Linked DNA regions of Mus musculus: region 1 is linked to region 2. Evidence: chromatin loops called from intact Hi-C (ENCODE). Cell type or tissue: left cerebral cortex. All regions are shown on one strand. Each heading gives the region's core, and the rest is flanking DNA. Links, peaks and the distances in the headings are about the cores only.

What was found. A loop is a pair of places that touch in the nucleus more often than their neighbours do. Peaks named below come from ENCODE experiments on the same cell type or tissue, not always from the same donor. Only the 100,000 strongest peaks of a DNase experiment are listed, where the experiment ranks them.
Region 1: a loop joins it to region 2, with 2.0 times the contacts of the local background. A loop is called at or near these places in 3 of 42 quality-filtered maps.

The regions. Positions count from the first base shown.
Region 1 is chr10:24,955,844-24,965,611 of GRCm38, reverse strand. It overlaps Gm36228 (a long non-coding RNA gene), which reads left to right and starts at 5,672. Exons shown (of 5, transcript XR_871528.3): 1 at 5,672-6,079; 2 at 7,862-7,964. In left cerebral cortex, for the core only: a CTCF peak has its summit at 4,347 (motif pointing left); DNase peaks (open chromatin) are centred at 3,492 and 4,265.
Region 2 is chr10:25,134,784-25,144,551 of GRCm38, reverse strand. The region is part of intron 3 of Gm36313 (a long non-coding RNA gene); the gene reads left to right. Among named protein-coding and RNA genes, the nearest start is that of Gm36313, 14 kb to the left of the region's middle. In left cerebral cortex, for the core only: no CTCF peak of the experiment used is centred there; a DNase peak (open chromatin) is centred at 4,210; H3K27ac peaks cover 875 bases.

The DNA of each region.
Region 1 (9,768 bases), core at 2,124-7,123, 180 kb after region 2:
TTGTTTAAAAGGAAAAACGAAAGGGTCAGAAGGGGGTTTCTGAAGCAGAGATTTTTTGCTACTGCAGTAGTTCTCAAGCCCGCTGTGCTCTGCAAACCCAATATTACCTCCAATCTGCTATATTGTGATGGAAATTGCACAGCAGAAGGCAGATCTGGACGGCAAAGATATGGGAAATTATTTAACACAGCAAGAGGAGCCCCTGTCGACGGTAGCATCCCTCCTGGTTGTGTCAGCAATCTTTCTCATCAGGAACGCTTTCTACAAGCTTTGCAAAGGCTCAAGGCTGAGTTAGGCACAAAGGTTAGCAGAGGTGTGCTTGCCCAGTGCTCACAAGGCCTGGATTGGATCCCAGAGGACAGTATCGTGGTGTCCAGAGAGAGAGTGAATAGGAAGTGGGGACTTGACTTGTGAATCAGCACAGTACGGAAACAAAGGTGACCAGTCCTGCACTTGATGAAGCTCCTGCTTTTGGCACCTTGTAGATGAAGCAGAATTTTCTGCAGAATTTTAAGTTCAGAGGACTACAAACTGGTTTATCAGCTCTATTTAGGAAGCTCTGAGAAAGGAGATAGTTAAAAAATAATGACTGTGAGTTGTTCCTTGCTGTTTAGAATTCTGCTTTTAATTAACAAAGAATACACTATAAAATCTGTTCTGGGAAGCTGGAGAGATGGCTCAGCGGGTAAGAGCACTGACTGCTCTTCTGAAGGTCCTGAGTTCAAATCCCAGCAACCACATGGTGGCGTACAACCATCTCTAACAAGATCTGACTCCCTCTTCTGGAGTGTCTGAAGACAGCTATAGTGTACTTACATATAATTAATAAATAAATAAATAAATAAATAAATAAATCTTAAAAAAAAAAAAGATCCGTTCTGAGAAAATAATATTATTGAATTTGGCCGGGCGGTGGTGGTGCATGCCTTTAATCTCAGCACTTGGGAGGCAGAGGCAGGCGGATTTCTGAGTTCAAGGCCATATATATATATATATATATATATATATATATATACATATATATAATTGGATTTGATTGCTTGCAGAAGTGTTAAAGACACATAGTTTCAAAATGGACAGAAAATAGTTTTTCTGTAGTCAAATTCATATTTTCCAAACAGTCATAATATGTAGTTTGAGAGCAGCCTTAAGATTTATTTATGTATTTTACGTATATGGGTACTTTGTATGTACATCTGCACACCAGAAGATAGTGTCAGACAGTTAAGTGCTGACTTGTGGATTCCCAGAGTTGAACTCAAGACCTTTGGAGGAGCAATTTGTGCTCTTAACCACTGAGCCATCTCTCCAGACCCCCAAATACACCTTAAATACAGGGTTGCTCTATTAGGACTCTGTGTGGTCCACTTTTCTGAACAGTATTGTTAGCTAAATGTATGGAACCTCTAATGATCACATAAAAATAAATCAAACAAACAAAAAAACAAAAAGAGGTGGAGATTCTCTGGATAGCTTATTAAAAACTGCTTCTGCAGCTACAGAGCACTGGCTGCTCCTTCAGAGGATGATTCCCGGTGCTTTCATTCAGCTTACAACTGTAGCTCCAGTTCCAGAGGCTCCAATGCTCTCTTCTGGCCTTCAAGGGCACTAGGCATGCAAGCGGTACACAGACGTCCATACAGCAAAACACCTCTACACAGACACATACACACAACAAGACAATTCTGCCTAATACGACAAGTTACAGTACGATATTGCACCCTCCGCAGAGCTGAAATGAACACAAGAAAATGAGTATGGCTTTGAACACCCTACGAACGCTAAGTGCACGCTGCATTTAACTGTTCTACATGGCTCTCGCAGAGCAGCCCCCAAGGGTTGGTGAGAATAACTGTAGGGCATGAGTGGGGTGGTCCAGGGAGGCACCAAGAGGAGATGAGTGAAAGCAACAAATCATCCAACAGGACGGGCAGCCGACATTTCAATAAACCAATTAAAACAGAATGTAAGGAGGCTGAGAGAGGCCAAAAGCAAGACAGCCTGAAAACACAGCGGATATTATTATTTGATCTGTGTAAAGTGCAAACATTATCTGATTTAAAATGGCAATTTCCACATACCAAGTAGGAATATTAGTCCTACTTTAGAGGTAAGAAAATTAGGCTTCAGGGTTTGGGATTTAGACCCAAATCCACCTAGTCCAGCATCCACACAGTGTAATGAAAAAGAGTTAGTAAAGAAAAAAAAATACAAAAATCCTGGTTATTGCGCTGGAAAGATAGCTCATTGGTTAGAGGCTCTTGCTGCTAAACCTGATGACCTGAGTTCAGTCTCCAGGAACTGCATGGAGGAAAGACAGAGAGAACTGACCCCCACAACCTTCTACCTGATATCTACATGCATGCTGTGGCATGCACATACACCACACATAAACACATGCACACATCACACCATACACGCATACCATACCATAAACATATATACATCACAACACACACAGACACCACATCAGACAGACAGACAGACAGACACATACCCCACCATACACACACAGAGCACACATACCACACCACAGCATACCACACCATACACACATACAATACACAAAGTGCGCATATACAACACATCATACCATACACACACTACAAATACCACATGCACACCACACCACACACACACACACATACACACACACACACACACTATCCCTCACATATCGTACCATATACACACCACCCCTCATATACCACACACACACACACACATACACATACATACCACCTCATGCACACACATACATATCATACCAGACAAACATACACACACCATATCATGAACACACATACACACCACACTACACACACATATACAAACATACACCACACCACACACACCACACTACACACACATATACAAACATACACCACATCACACATACAACATACCCACACACATACCACACCATACAGACACACCACCATACAAACACATAGCCCACATCATGCACACACATACACACCACACCACACACACCACACTATACACACACATACACCACAACACACATACAACATACCCACACACATACCACACCATATACACACACACCACATCATGTACACACATACACATCACACTATACAAAGATACACACACACCACATCATGTGTACACATATACACCACACCATACAAACACACACACACACACCACTATACACACATTTAGAATTTAAAAAATAAAAAATAAATTCATCATCCAGTGGACGACTTGACTACAGTAGTGGATTTATCACTGTGGCCCAGTTTCCTCTTGGGCTTTATTTACAGCTTAAGAATTTCTTTCTCTACATAAACACAAATCTTTGTATTGTAAATGCTTAAACTAGGCAAATTTGGAATGATACATGGATGTTTCCATACATTTGTTCATATTCCTAAAACTTTTGCTGGTTTCTTCTTCCTCAAAGCACCTATAAATATCTCTGCAGGAAGAAGTGTTAAGAGCAAGCCTTCCAAGATGCTGTGTGCACTCCGCATAATTCTCGTCCAGATTTAAACTGATTCACCATGGAGATGAATAACCTTTTTAAGGGCATGCTGCACCACTGGTAAAGTTTACTTAATTTATTTTGACAGCTGCCTCTAATTGCTTAATAGCACACATTATATGGATAGTAAAAGGCTTAATAACTTAAGATCTCATTGCTATTTCAGATGGAGTGATAGGCATGTATTTGCCAGGCATGTGTGTGTTTATGTGCATGTAGTGTGTAGTGTAGTATGTGTGTGTGATGACCTCTGGCCTCCACTTGCATGTATACACACAAGCACATGCATATATGCAAACATGCACAAACCCATACAAAATAAACTCTAAATAAACTATAATTCTCTCTCTCTCTCTCTCTCTCTCTCTCTCTCTCTCTCTCTCTCTCTCTCTCTCTCTCTCTCTCTCTCTCTCTCACACACACACACACACACACACACACACACACACACAATTGTTCTAGGACTCGCTAGAGAATCCTCACCAAGCCCAGGCACATCTGTGAAGATGAAGGCCACATTGGTGTGATTGGTGTTTCTATACATTAAGGAGCCAGAAAGTCACTGGCCCACCCTCAGAGGCTGGAGAAGTGTTGGAGTCCCACAACCTGTGAGGGAAACGCCTTTGCTTCTAAATCACTTGTGTGTTGGGGATTTATTCAAAGACACTGCAGTTCTCAGATGTGAACATACTGAGTTATATGAGGAATGTCTTCAGCAAGTAAATATTTCCAATTCTCAGCTGTGAAACAAACAATGACTCAAAGGTAGTGTAGGCTAATGTTAATTTGTGTGCATGGGTCTTTTTGTGGGGCTGTCTTATTATTATATGTTAATCTAGCGCCCTCTTGTGCAGTACATTTTAATAACAAAGTTTGAAGATGTATATACTGTGTTTCCATATCCAGGTACTAGAGGGACATAATCATTAGATAATATTACTTTATCTTCTTTTTTATTATCAACATTGTTCAAACAAAAAGACAAAAGACTGAAGATCACCTGCTGTGAGTTGAGGTGAGAGCAAAGGCCACTTTTCAGAATCAAGACAATTCTCTCTTCAAAAGAAAATATTTCATTCTTGATAAGATGATACAATGACAACAGTCCCCCTTCCCTTTCTTCCCACCAACACCTCCCATATGCCCCACCTCACCACTGCATCAGGCAGAGACCATCACAGAAAACCACTACCAATCAAAGGGCAAAGTTGTGGAGCCCAGTCCTAAGGGATAGATCAAGACATTTCTTAAGGAAATCTAACTCACTCTCAAGAGAAATAGGGAAAGTATTTTTGTAGTGCAATATAATGAATGAGTTTTGGCGGATTCTTGGAATTTTAGGGCAAAAGAAAAATGTGTTGCTCCAGTGAGAGGCAAGAAATGGTTGCACTCCTGGCTCCCTGTGTGCATGGAGGCCAGCTACATTGTGCTTGTGCGAGCATGGCCAGCACCAGCTACATTGTATTGTTAGCTCTTCTTGGGAGTAGAGCACCCAACCTGTGTTTCAATTTCAGGAAATGTGATAAGCTAGCAGGAGTGAGCCCCATATGCAACACCATCCTCTGGGTAGTGACTTCCAGAGGTCACAGCTTCAGGCTTTTCTCTCCATCACTGACACGGCTTGAGTACATTGAAGTCCTGCTGTGCTCCCAGGAACTCGAGAGTGCAATCCTCCATTTTGTTTTGTTTTGAGACGAGGTCTTACTATCTAACTAATCCAAGATACCTTAAACTCTTTTCATCCTGCCTTAGCATCCTAGAATCGCAGGCCACCGCAGCCTGCAGAATGTGGCCTTAACTGGAGACAGGGTCTTTATGGGTGTAGTTAAGTTAAAATGAGGTAATTTGGATGGGCTTCAATCCAGTACTGTTTCTAGAAGGGGGGTGGGGTGGGAAGAGAGCTGAGCTGAGCGTGGCCAAGCATGCCTGCAACCCCAGAGATTGTAGGTGGAAACAGAAAGATGGAGAGTTCAGAGTCACCTGCATGATAGGAAATTCTGTCCCCTCAAATAGGGTAGGGAGATGTGATAGCTGTCCTTGGTTGTCAGCTTAACGAAACTGGGCAGACTTGTGAGGGGTTTTTCTTGATTGGGTCATTTGAGTGTAGAAGATCCACCTTCACCCTGGGCCACACCTTCTGCTGGCAGCCTGTCACACGGGGCATGGTAGAAGGAAGGAAGATTCTGCTCTTTGTCTGCTTTCCCTCCCTCTCACTGGCAAGTTCATTTCTTCACTGCTATGAGGGCCTACTTCTTTGCAATTCCAACATGCACTGAAGAGCACCTGAGACATCCAGCCTTGTGGATTACTGGGTTCTTGGACTTCCCCTTTGTGGGCAGCCACTGTTGGACCAGCTGGACCACAGTCTGAAAGCCGCTCTAATAAGTCACAGGTGCGCATGCGCGCGCCAAAAGTTGCTTCTCTAGAGAACCCTGACTGGATGGCTGGTACAGGGGCATCTGTGATTGGTGTGATTGATGCTTCTATAAACTAAGGAGCCCCCCCAAATCATTGGCACAGCCCAGAAGCTGAGAAGAAGCATTGAATGGTCTCCACAACCTGCAGAAGGTAGAGTTTCTGCCAAGTCTAGTGATTTTTTTTTTTTTTTTTTTTTTTTTTTTGCCTGCAAAACTGTGAGAAGGTGCCTTTCTGCTCTTCCGAGTTTCTCAGTGTGTGACACTAAAGAGGGAAATGGAAATAATGAAGTGTTATTATGAAGGATTTACCAATAAGCTCACTTAAAAAATGCTAAGTTACACAAAAGTACAATTCAGCTGCGGGAGCTTTGTCTCTGTTGGGCTTGGGCGGCTTAAAGAACCCAAACCTGGCTGACAGCCACTAATCAAGCCCTCCCTTATCAGGGAGAGCTTACATTTTGCCAGGCGACTAGGGTGACCCTGGCCGACAGCTGCCCTGGGAAAGGCAGCCGAGGTCAGTCTCTGAGATAATTTCTGCATCATTAATCTCCCCGTTTGTCTAAACAACCGAGCCATGGAATTACTGTCTCCGTAAATCATGTTTAATTGCTCAAAGTGTAACTTGGGACTGCAAAGCTACGTTAAGTTGACAGGGATTTCTGTTCAGGTGGGTTCTCTTCCACACAGAAGCCTGAGCTAGTGGCGGCTATTATTGAAGAGTTTTTTTCCTTTATTTATCTCTAAGTGCTTGGAGTGATTTCTCACTGGGGAGGCATAATAACACTCCAACAGCACTTAGTTAAACAAACACATCACTCTGTCATCCGTGGCACAGTGTTTCCTCACGGCTAGGTAGAACAACAGTTTAGGGTGATCAAAGGACAGTCCCCAAAGACACCCATATGGAAATACTGGGGTGTTTTTGAGAATGGCAGAGTTTTTCTTCGATCTCGGTGCGCTTTGCTTGTGGAACTAGGGTTCCAGAAAAATTGACAATGCCGAAAGCTATCCCAAGCTTGCGGATCTCAGAAGGAGAGCGATCAGAGGGGATGGGAGAGGACAGAAGGTGGAGAAGTAAGATACCAGTGAGCAGCTGATCTGGGGGCTCCTTCAAGGACTTGTGGTAGAAACTAGACAGAGGCTCGGGAAAGGAGGTGAGCTGGTCGGTCCAGTTGGCCCAACCACAAGGTGTCCAGGTGCCCTGCTCAGTTTCAGTCACGTAGTCATCCGCAGCCTCGGGCAGAGGTGCTCATTTAGGACTTGACAGAGAAACTGGAACCAAAACTCTGCCCTGACATTCTTGGCCTCCAGCAAGGACGTTCTCAGTTGGAACTATTGCTCTGGGATCCCTGCCCTACCTGACTAGTTTCTATCTCAACCACTCATCTATATGAAAGCTTTCCAATACACTGTAAAGAATACAGTGTTCTATTATAAAAAATAACTCACTGGAAAAATATTTTTCTAATTATGTCCTAGATATCTAAAATTTGCATGTGTCATACATTGTTTTAAAGGAAACTTTAGTTATTATTACATTTCACCATTAATATTTTGGTTATTTCTTTTTAAGATGAAAGCATTTTTTCCTTGTGAAACTAAAGCAGTATTTCCCCTAATTTTCTTTCTTTTTTGTTTTTTTGTTTTTTTCGAGACAAGGTTTCTCTGTATAGCCCTGGCTGTCCTGGAACTCACTTTGTAAACCAGGCTGGCCTTGAACTCAGAAATCTACCTGCCTCTGCCTCCCAAGTGCTGGGATTAAAGGCGTGTGCCACCATGCCCGGCTTCCCCTAATTTTCTAAAGGGGTTAAGTATAATAATAAACCAGTTTATTTCAAAACATCCTTTCAGTGTCTTAAAAACCATGTATATGTGGCTTGTTCGAAACATAATCTATTTTGAGACTATATTTTGCATCTGGTTATTTCCCCAGGACTCTGATCCAGCCGGGACGCCGACTTACCTAGGAGATTGTGCGCCATGAGGAAAATAATCACAACTCAAGTTCTGAGGTCATCTGTTTCATTCTTCTATTGGTAAGCTTATTTCTTAAATGGAATATAAAGTCTCCATTCTATGTAAATGCCTCAGGCTAGAATGCATTCTGCCTTGTGCGTGTTACTTCAGTATCAGGTGAGATCTCTTTGACAACCTAGAGATGCTAAGAGAGGCCACTGGGGTGGAGCGGCATGTTGATCTCTTCACTGCAACCAGAAACCAGTCTCCGGGCTTACGGTGGCCCCCGCACAGATGCCCTGTTTCCCAGTAGTCACTGATTAAGTATCCTCACAAGTTCATTGGTGGTCTGTATTTTAGCCAGGTGTGAAGTGTTGTTAAGATGGTGCTGACTCGGGACAGTTCACCACTGGGCCCTTTGGGTTGCCCTGAAGTCCAGCCTTTCTCAAAAGTGGGTTAAACCTTTCTCTGTTCTCTATACTCCAAAGCTAAGTGTTAGTTTATTTACTTAGGACCTCAAACAGTGAACGGTGAGGTCTTTCCCCACCCCCACACCATTCCTTCTCGTTGCTATCACTATGGACTTAAGGGTTTTTAGTTCACAGTCTATAAATTTCAGAAGCTAGAGAAATGATTCAGTCTGTAAAGTGCTTGCCACACAAATACAACTTCTTGAATTCTATTCCCAATACCTCTTTGGGATGGGGGAGACCAGGTGAAGTATAATATAATTACAATTCCAGTTACCCAACCTAGTCTATTCTACAGTCTACGAGCACCAAGCCAGTGATGGACTCTACCTCAATAAACAAGTCAAACGGCTCCAGGGGAATGACCTCTGACCTCCACTAGCATGCACACACATGCACATGCAGTTACATGCACACAAACCTGCACAAACAAATAAATTCAATGGGTTTTAATGAACTACAGCCACAGAATATGAGTGTTTGCTCAATGGGCTACTCTTCAAGCAGGTTCCTGATCTCTTTCTATGCAACTCAATGAAATTTTGATTTCTCCTTTTGGTGCACAAGATCTAGATGTTTTTCATGAGACATAGTGCAAAAGACTAAAACCCAAATTCTAAAAGAGGAGATTGTAAATGTGATGCACAGAACTCTAAGAATACATATATGTGTCATAAAAAAACATGAGTTCACACTGATAACTTCCAACTCCCATTTGTCATTACATAGTGTTTTGCGCTTTGCGCTTACTGTGGGAGATTTCTCCACTTCTCCCTTTGTATTTTTGCTCTGTACTGTTTTCCATGTTGAAGATCCTGACTTTGAGCATGTAAGCTATTCTGCTAGGTCTGTTACTTTCTCTTCTCCACTTCAAATGTGTCTTTATTGTATTTTTGCCACCTTTCCTGCTATCTGTGTATAGCTTACTATGGTTTCCACAAGTTGATTTCATCCTGGGTTCCTCCCCATTTTTAAAATCTATAATTTTTGTCATTTTTTTCCTGCTCTTCCCACACAAAGTTTTAACTCTTGTTGCCTTTCCAGCTCTACCATATACTTTTTTTTTTAAGTTCTGTTTTGAAATCTTTCTTACAGAGGTAATTAGAAACTGATCTTATCTTTTTTTAAACTTTGCTTTATATTAATTGATAAGTAGCAGCTGTACACATTTTGGGAGATATACTGCTATGTATTGATGTATGAATATCTTCTATAATTATTAAGTCAGGGCAATTAGCACAGCCATGACTTCAAATGGTTTTAAAATCAAATATCTTCAGCATACATTATCATGACATGACTTCTAAGGAAAAATAAAACTGTTTTTATTGTGTGCATGCATGCATCTATGTATGGGCACACACGTGTGTACATGTGTGTGTATATACATGTAAGTATGTGCACATGTGTGCAT
Region 2 (9,768 bases), core at 2,048-7,047:
TGCTACTTAAAGCATTATACCTTACCATATCTATTCAACAAATATACATTGAATCCCTCTACTGTGCTAAGCCCTAACATGGAGATTAGACAGAAGAGTTAATAAATTATAACAATTAGTGATAAGTCCTTTAGAAGTGGGCACAGGCCAAGAAAGAATGACAGTCTAAAGTCTAGAACTGGCAAAACTGAAAGAGAGCAGTGTATACAGAGAGGGGAGTAGTTATACTATAGGACCTCACAGCCTGAAGCACAAGCAGGCATGGTCTGAGACCTGCTGAGGTCCGGCAGCATTGTGGATGTCCCTTTGGGAATTGATGGATGATTATCCTGGAGATGAGGTGACAGATGTGGTGAGAATTGTTTGTCATCTTGAGGCCTTTGATTATGGAAAGGAAAGGGGAGTCAGGTACCAAAATGTGTACTTTTACACACTGGATAGCCCCAGTGTGATGATAAAGGAGGCAGTGATGTGTTAGAATAGCGGCTCACGTCTGAACACAACAAACCAGGCCAAAGCAGTTCTACATGTTAAGAGGTTTATTGGGAGAGAGAGGGGCAAGGAAGGTGGTGGCAGAAAGAGAAGGGGGAAAAGAGAGAGAGAGGGAGAGGGAGAGGGAGAGGGAGAGGGAGAGGGAGAGAGAGAGAGAGAGAGAGAGAGAGAATTCCTCTTATATATATGGATGGTGACGTGGTCACAGGTAAAGATGGGAGGTGAGTCCAATGGATTCTGGGAATATGGTAGCCGTTATCTTGGCAACAAGTATGTAGGTCGCACAGTTGCCTATGTGATGTCACTGGTTTCTGAGGTCCTGATGCCAACAGACAGAATCTCTGGAGAGTATGAGAGTAAGGTAGTATGAACCCTTTCTTCACACAATAGCTCCCAGAGTCTCCCCCAACCTCTGTTTTGAGACAAGGTCTTGCTGTGTAGCCCAAGCCAGACTGGAACTCACTATGGAGTCCAAGCTGATCGTAAACCACAGCAATCCTTCTGCCTGAGCCATTTGACCACGAAATACAGTTTCTTCTTCTTTTGCAAACATGGGAGTAAAGGTCCTCTAAGCGCTCGAGTCTGCTGGCATCCTGAACTCGATTGCCAGAGCCGTGAGAAATGTTTATTGTTTAAACCTTCCTTTTCATGGCAGTTTCAGCTAAAACTAAGGTGGAAATGAAATTGGTTGTCTTTTCTTTATTTCTGTTCTTAATAGGAAAAGAAGCAGAATGGAGAAGTTAAAGACAGGAGAGAGAGAGAATTCTGAAAAATTTTATCTATCCGTCCATCCATTCATTCGTGCACTGGGCGATAGAACCAGAAGTCTCCCACATTCTAGGCCAGTGCTCTGTCATGGCTATAGCGGCACCCACCCCCATTTTAATGTTAATGTAGGATCTTGCTATGTTACCACGGCTTTCTTTGAGCTCCTTCTGTAGTCTAGGCAAAACCTATAATCCCCAGGCTTTAGACATTTGACTAGCTGCGTTTAGAGGCCTGAACCATGAGACATGGACATTTGTGTTAAAATGTAAATATAAACATTCAGAAGCAAAACACAGAGGATTTTTTTTTTTAGTTTTAAAATATTCATTTATTTAGTGCCTGGGTTTGTGTGCATGTGCTTGCGGCAGTGTGCACACGTGGAGGTCAGAGGATAACCTGCAGGCCTTAGCTCAATCTTCCCTGTATGGAGCGCCTTTAAGAGCTCCACCAACATGTGTAGCAGAGGACGGCCTTGTTGCACATCAGTGGGAGGAGAGGCCCTCGGCCCTGTGAAGGCTCAATGCCCCAGTGTAGGGGAATGCCAGGGCAGGGGAGCAAGAGTGGGTGGGTTGGTGAGCAGGGGGTAGGGGTAGGGGATAGGAGGGTTTCAGAGGAGAAACCAGGAAAGGGGACAACATTTGAAATGTAAATAAAATATCTAATGGAAAAAAAAAAGAGCACTTTGAAATTTCTGCTTGATGATGTGAGCGGTGAGGCTGAGCTGTGGGAAGACAGGAGAGGAAGGAAGAAGCAGCATGTTTGAATGACCTCATCATACCCCGCCACACAGTTGTTCAGAGATGACCCAGAAGACACAAGAGGCAAGTCCAGGAATTAGCTCAACAGCTCAGTGAAGTAACAGGGCGTATGTTAATTGGAAGGGATTGGTATCAGCCCAGGACCCCCCAAGACCAAGTTCTAACCACAAAGGAGATTTCTTTGCTCAACAAGGACAAAAGGGTAGGGATAAGAGGCAAGGACAGAGATAGAGGATGAGGGATAAGGCAAAGGGACCAAGGGATAGGAGGAAGGGGTATTTGTCCCAAAGGAGGACAAAGATGGCCTGGTAAAGGGGGAAATCTCATGTCGGGATGAGGTGTTTCATTGTGCATGCTATTTAGATGAGCCAAAGAGGGCTGAACTTTAAGACTTTGATGGCTGGACCTTGGTAGTCAGCCTCTGGAGGAGGAAGTGGCCAAATAAGAGAATAGACCTTGGGAGAGAGCTTTAGGAAAGTCATCTAACAATTTGTAGCAAGGCAGAGGGAACGGGGTGAAGGGCTAGGCCTGCCAGAGCCCTGCTGACCATGTTGGAGCTGGACAGAGTCCAGTCCCAAATTAACTAGTGTGCCAGAAATGCATGTAAGTAGATAAAGACAAAGAAATGCAATAATTGTAACTGTTACTTAAACTATCCTTAGGAAGCTTCACTAGTAAAGATCAAATAGTTCATAGAATAGTCCCAAAGAAGTAGGTTAGACATGTAGGTGGCCCCAGTAGAGAACCTGGGAGGGGTGGAATGGTCTGGAGTGTGCAATATCATCAACAAATGTAGAAGAGATAGAAAATAAAAGGGTTTTTCTAGGGCTACTTTGACTATCAAGGGATTACAATGTTATAATTCTTTTTTTTAAAGCTTTGTGTACTATTTTTTATTGATTTATTTTATGTATATGAGTACACTGTAGTTGTCTTCAGACACACCAGAAGAGGGTGTTAGTCAGATCACATTGCAGATGGTTGTGAGCCACCATTTGATTGCTGGGAATTGAATTCAGGACCTTTGAAAGAGCAACCAGTGCTCTTAACCACTGAGCCATCTCTCCAGCCCCAGTGTTATAATTCTTATGTAACATTTGGTGAAAGCTGCCTAGCTGTCTAATAACATATGCCTGTATATATGAATATATTTGTATACACACAGGTCTGATATAAACATACACATATGTAAATGTACACATCTCATGTGTATCAGATTCATGATTATTTATTGAACTTGGTTTGAGCACAGACTCAATAGGGCTAGAAAGAACACAGAACTGACAGGACACCAGTGGCAGAGGGGGTTGGATTCTCTGCATATGGAAGCTTGTCCGAACCTTCTGTTTATTCTTAGGTGTATTTGAAATTCTCTGTAGTAAAAGGTTAAGCAAACAAGACCCAAACAGCAGCTCTTTATATAACTTCAGTCAACCTACCGATGCAACTTTGTGTCTCAGTGAGCACTAGACCACACGATGCACATGGGAACAAATGTGCATTGTCGTCTAGGGAGGAGGTCCAAAACTCTAATTAGATTCCTAGTGGTTTATTTTGCTAAAGTGTGTGGAAAGAACAGTTGGGGTAAGTAGCCTGTTAACTTCTAGCCAACCTTCCTTGAGGATTATTTCTTGCAACTGATGTTGATAATGAAAATTGGAAAACACAGATTTTAAGCTCATAATCCCTTGGAAAGACCTTGAAACACAAAGGAGATTTGCCAACCCACAAGGGTTCTTGACATTATTGTAGCAAAATAACCAGAGCTGCAGAATCTAAGACCTTTTGAGGAAACGGAGTTGGGGGGATTGAAGGTTGCAAGAGAAGCCATGAGAATTGTTGTAATATGCTGTAAATTTATTAAACAACATAATTGGACAAAACGTTAAAGAAAGGACGTGAAAGGGACGTGCTAAGTGCGTAATAATGAGCCTCATACAATTAATTTCCATTTAGCTTCTGCTCTGGAAAAACTTACTCAGCAGTCCCCTTTGAGCTCCTTTCAAATACATTTTGTTCTGCGGCTCACAAAAGGCTAAGAGGCTCCCCCAATTTCACTGCCTCAGGCTCAGCAGCTCGCCTCAGGCCCCGCCCACGACCCGCCCCTCCCCCACCCCCCTCCACCCGCTCTGCTCACCCTGCAGGTCTCAGGCCCAACCCTCCCTCCACTGTCTTCTCACATGCTTGCCTCTGGCCCGGCTCCCAGTCTTCCCCTCCCCTGCTCCCACCGCCTCCAGCTCACCAGTGCACTGGCCCCAATCTTGGCTCAAGTGCTGAAGATCTTTCAAATGTTGTCCCCGGAAGTTATTGACTCCCACCTCCAAGCCCATAATGTTCCAGAATCAAAGAGAAGGGAAGCATTTCTTCAAAAATATTTCTCTGCCCTCTGCAAGAAAGGCCTCTGGTCTGTGATTTCTTTTCTCAACGTCCAATAACACATGTGACTGAATTAGAAAATGGCTAGGGTCATGGCTCAACTGGTAGAACTTTGTGAGGCATGAAGCCCTCGGTTTGGTCCTAGCACCACAAAACTGGGTACAGTGGCAAATGCATAGAAGTAATCTCAGCAATCAGGAGGGGAGGCAGGGGGCTCAAGAGTTCACTCTTTGTTACATAGTAATTTGGTAGCCAAGCTAGGCTGCATGAGACCATGTCTCAAAAAGAAAGCAAAAAACTAACACAAACAGGAAAGTGGTCAACTTCTCCCTCCCTCATTTTGTCTCCATTCCTTCAATGAGCAAATGGCTTTTAATTAATAATTAAAGATCTCAAGATACAGCAAGGTGGTATTGGTGATGATCAACAGTGATTGCTGTAGACACTGTCTTAAGTTCATGTTAATTCATCATTGGAACAAATATCAATCTTAGAAATGGGTAAAAGAGACAGGCATCTTTCAAAGACATTGCAACATCAATTTTTCTGTGACCTCGAAAATTTTAGAACTCGGTTGGTGCAGAAAAGTTGATGGAGAGATTTGTATAACTTTGGAAATTGGCAGTTCAGTTCCAATTCACAGATTAGTAGCAACAGCTTGATCCACGACACACAAACATTTCACCGCTAACACCAGTGGTCCAGTTCAGTAGAGGTGGGAGAGCAAAGACGACCCTGCAACAGTGGCACGACCTAGCACAGATAGCTAGGCCTCAGCCTCAGCTTGAGTCAGCAAAAGGGACCAGGAGGAATGACAGGAGAAGTTCTCCCTTGTGCCTCTCTCAGCAAGTGAAGATCAGCGAAGACATATGAGACCAACAAGCATTGCACAGCTAGCTCTCTCTATATAAGCAAGCCTAGCTCAGTCTCATTCACTATCTGTGGAGTCCTTTTTGCACCCTCCAAACATCACTCCATGGGTCTTGCCTCAACACAGTCATCTGTTTCAGCTGACATCACTCTGCCAATTAGCCCGAGTCTGCAGAATGGGTAAGAAACCGCAGAACACCACCAGAAGTTTTTTGGTGTTTCTCTCTATGGAGTACTGACAAATGCAGCTCAACTATGCAATGTAAGCCAGACCAATACATGCATGTTGTTAGCAAAGAATCCCTTATCACATGGTCTTAGCCTTTCACCTATGTCCATTTCAAGAAAACACTCCTTAATGTGTTTTCCCTAGCAAAACACCATCCAATACAACGGACTTTCCAAAGAACCCTTAAGTTTCCACTTCAGATTTGTGTCAAGACACTGAAAATACTTATTATGTAGAGAGTTAGTAAAGGACTGGGTGTGCATGCGTGCATGCATGAGTGCATGAGTGCGTGTATGCATGCAAGAGAGTGTGTGTGTGTTTCTATATTGATAATTTGAAAAGATGTGGTCCACTGCTGTTTTGGACATTAACCAATTTTGCTCCTCTCCCAGTAATTGCATCCTAACATTGATTTACTAAATTATCTGTTAATGCCTAGCTTCTCAAATGCTCTTTGGACCACTTTAAGCATCTTACTATTATATCATTAATTAATCAGCTAAATTAAACTCTTGATACATGTTCTTTTTATTATTATTATTGGATATTTTCTTTATTTACATTTCAAATGTTATCCCCGGTATCCCTCCCTCCAGGAAACACCCTATCACATCCTCCCTTCCCCTGTTTCTATGAGGTGTTCCTCCACCCACCCACCCTCTCCCACCTCCCTGCCCTCAGTTCCCCTACACTGGGTCATCTATTGAGCCTTCATAGGAGCAAGGACCTCTCCTTCCATTGATGCCTGATAAGTCCATCCTCTCCTACATATGCAGCTGGAGCCAGAGGATTGTACCAGCTTGCATTCCCACCAGCAATAGGAGTTTCTTCTTTCTCCACATCCTCACCAGCATCTGCTGTCACCTGAGGTTTTGATTTTAGTCATTCTCACTGGTGTGAGGTAGAATCTCAGGGTTGTTTTGATTTGCATTTCCCTGATGACTAAGGATGTTGAACATTTCTTTAGTTGCTTCTCGGCCATTCAATATTCCTCAGTTGAGGTTCTCTAGACTCTAACTTCTTGAGTTGTTTGTTTGTTTGTTTTTGTTTTCTGTTTTGTATATATTGAATATTAGCCCTCTATCAGGTATAGGATTGGTAAAGATCTTTCCCCAATCTGTTGGTTGCCTTTTTGTCTTACTGACCGTATCCTTTGCCTTAGAGAAGCTTTGCAATTTTATGAAGTCCCATTTGTCGATTCTTGATCTTACAGCACAAGCCATTGGTGTTCTGTTCAGGAAAATTTCCCCTGTGTCCATACGTTTGAGGTTCTTCCACACTTTCTCCTCTATAAGTTTTAGTGTATCTGGTTTTATATGGAGGCCCTTGATCCGCTTGGACTTGAGCTTTGTACAAGGAGATAAGAATGGATCAGTTCACATTCTTCTACATGCTGACCTCCAGTTGAACCTGCACCATTTGTTAAAAATGCTGTCTTTTTTCCACTGGATGGGTTTAGCTCGTTTGTGACCATATGTGTGTGGGTTAAGTTCTGGGTCTTCAATTCTATTCCATTGATCTTCCTGTCCATCGTTGTACCAGTACCATGCAGTATTTGTTTTTTTTTTTTTTTATCACTATTGCTCTGTAGTACAGCTTGAGGTCAGGGATGGTGATTCCACCAGAGGTTCTTTTATTGTTGAGAATAGTTTTCCCTGGGTTTTTTATTATTCGAAATGAATTTCCAAATTGCTCTTTCTAACTCTAAGAAGAATTGAGTTGTAATTTTGATGAGAATTGCATTGAATCTGTAAATTGCTTTTAGCAAAATGGTCATTTTTACTCTATTAATTCTGCCAATCCATGAGCATGGAAGATCTTTCCATCTTCTGAGATCTCTGATTTCTTTCTTCAGAGACTTGAAGTTCTTGTCATACAGATCTTTCACTTGCTTGGTTAGAGTCACACTAAGGAACATAATTATTATTTGTGGCTATTGTGAAGGGTGCCATTTCCCTAATTTCTTTCTCAGCCTGTTTATCCTTTGTGTAGAGGAAGGCCACTGAATTGTTTGAGTTAATTTTATATCCAGCTGCTTTGTTGAAGTTGTTTATCTGCTTTAGGAGTTCTCTGGTGGAATTTTTGGGGTCACTTAAGTATACGATCATATCATCTGCAATTTGTGATATTTTGACTTCTTCCTTTCCAATTTATATCCCTTTGACCTCCTTTTGTTGTCTGATTGCTATAGCTAGGACTTCAAGTACTATATTGAATAGATAGGGAGCAAGTGGGCAGCCTTGTTTAGTCCCTAGTTTTAGTGGGATTGCCTCAAGTTTCTCTCCATTTAGTTTGATGTTGGCTACTGGTTTGCTGTATATTGCTTTTGGTATGGGCCTTGAATTCCTGATCTTTTCAAGACTTTTAACATGAAGGGATGCTGAATTTTGGCAAGTGCCTTTTCAGCATCTAATGAAATGATCATGAGGTTTTTTTTTTCCCTTTGAGTTTGTTTATGTAGTGGATTACATTGATGTATTTCCGTATATTAAACCATCCCTGCATCACTGGAATGAAGCCTACTTGATTGTGGTGAATAATCATTTTTGAAGTGTTCTTGGATTCGGTTGGCAAGAATTTCATTGAGTATTTTTGTATCAATGTTCATAAGGGAGATTGGTCTGAAGTTCTCTTTCTTCATTTGGCTTTTGTGTGGTTTAGGTATAAGTATAATTGTGGCTTTATAGAATGAATTGGGTAATATACCTTTTGTTTTTATTTTGTTGAATAGTTTGAAGAGTATTGGTCTTCTTTAAAGGCCTGATAGAATTCTCTAAACCCATCTGATCCTGGGCTTTTTTTTTTTTTTTGGTTTGGAGACTATTAATGACTGCTTCTATTTCTTTCAGAGTCATGGGACAGTTTAAATAGTATATCTGATCCTGTTTTAACTTTGGCAACTTGCATATGTCTAGAAAACTGTCCATTTCACCAGATTTTCCAATTAAGTTGAGTATAAACTTTTGTAGTAGGATCTGATGATTTTTTGAATTTCCACAGTTTCTGTTGTTACCTCTCCCTTTTCATTTCTGATTTTATTAATTTGGATACTGTCTCTGGTTAGTCTGGCTAAGGGTTTATCTATCTTGTAGATTTTCTCAAAGAATCAGCTCTTGGTTTTGTTGATTCTTTGTATACTTCTTTTTGTTTCTATTTGGTTGATTTCAGCCCTGAGTTTGATTTTCTCCGGCTCCCTACTCCTTTTGGGTATATTTGCTTCTTTTTGTTCTAGAGCTTTCAGGTGTGCTGTTAAGCTACTATTGCAAGCTCTCTGCAGTTTCTTTTTGGAGGCACTTAGAGCTATGAGTTTTCCTTTTACCACTACTTTCATTGTATCCTATAAGTTTTGGTATGATGTGTCTTCATTTTCATTAAATTCTAAAAAGTCTCTAATTTCTTTCTTTATTTCTTCCTTGACCAAGTTATCATTGAGTAGACCTTTGTTCACTTTCCACGTGTATGTGTGTTTTCCATTGTTTTTGCTGGAAATTAAGACCAGCCTTTGTCTGTTGTGATCTGATAGGGTACATAGAATTATTCCAATCTTCTTGTATCTGTTGAGGCCTATTTTGTGGACAATTATATTGTCAATTTTGGAGAAGGTACCATGAGGTGCTGAGAAGAAAGTATATTCTTTTGCTTTAAGATGAAGTGTTCCATAAATATCTGTTAGATCCATTTGGTTTATAACTTCTGTGAGTTTCAATGTGTCTCTCTTTAGTTTCTGTTTTCATGATCTGTCCATTGCTGAGAATAGGGTGTTGAAGTCTGCCACTATTATTTTGTGGTGTGCATTGTATGCTTTGAGCTTTACTGGAGTTTCTTTTATGAATGTGGGTGCTCTTGCATTTGGAGCATCAATATTCAGAATTGAGAGTTCATCTTGGTAGATTTTTTCCTTTGACAACTATGAAGTGTCCTTCCTTATCCTTTCTGATAACTTTTTGTTAAAAGTTGATTTTATTTGATATTAGAATGGCTACTCCAGCTTGTTTCTTGGAACTATTTGCTTGAAAAATTGTATTCCAACCTTTTACTCTGAGGTAGTGTCTGTCTTTGTCACTGAGGTGAGTTTCCCATATGCAGCAAAATACTGGGTCTTGTTTATGTATCCAGTCGGTTAGTCTATGTCTTTTTAATTAGGGAATTGCGTCCATTGATATTAAGAGATATTAAAGGAAAAGTGATTATTACTCCATGTTATTTTTGTTGTTATAGGTAGCATTATGTTTGTGTGGCTATCTTTTTTTTTTTGGATTTGTTGAAAGATTACTT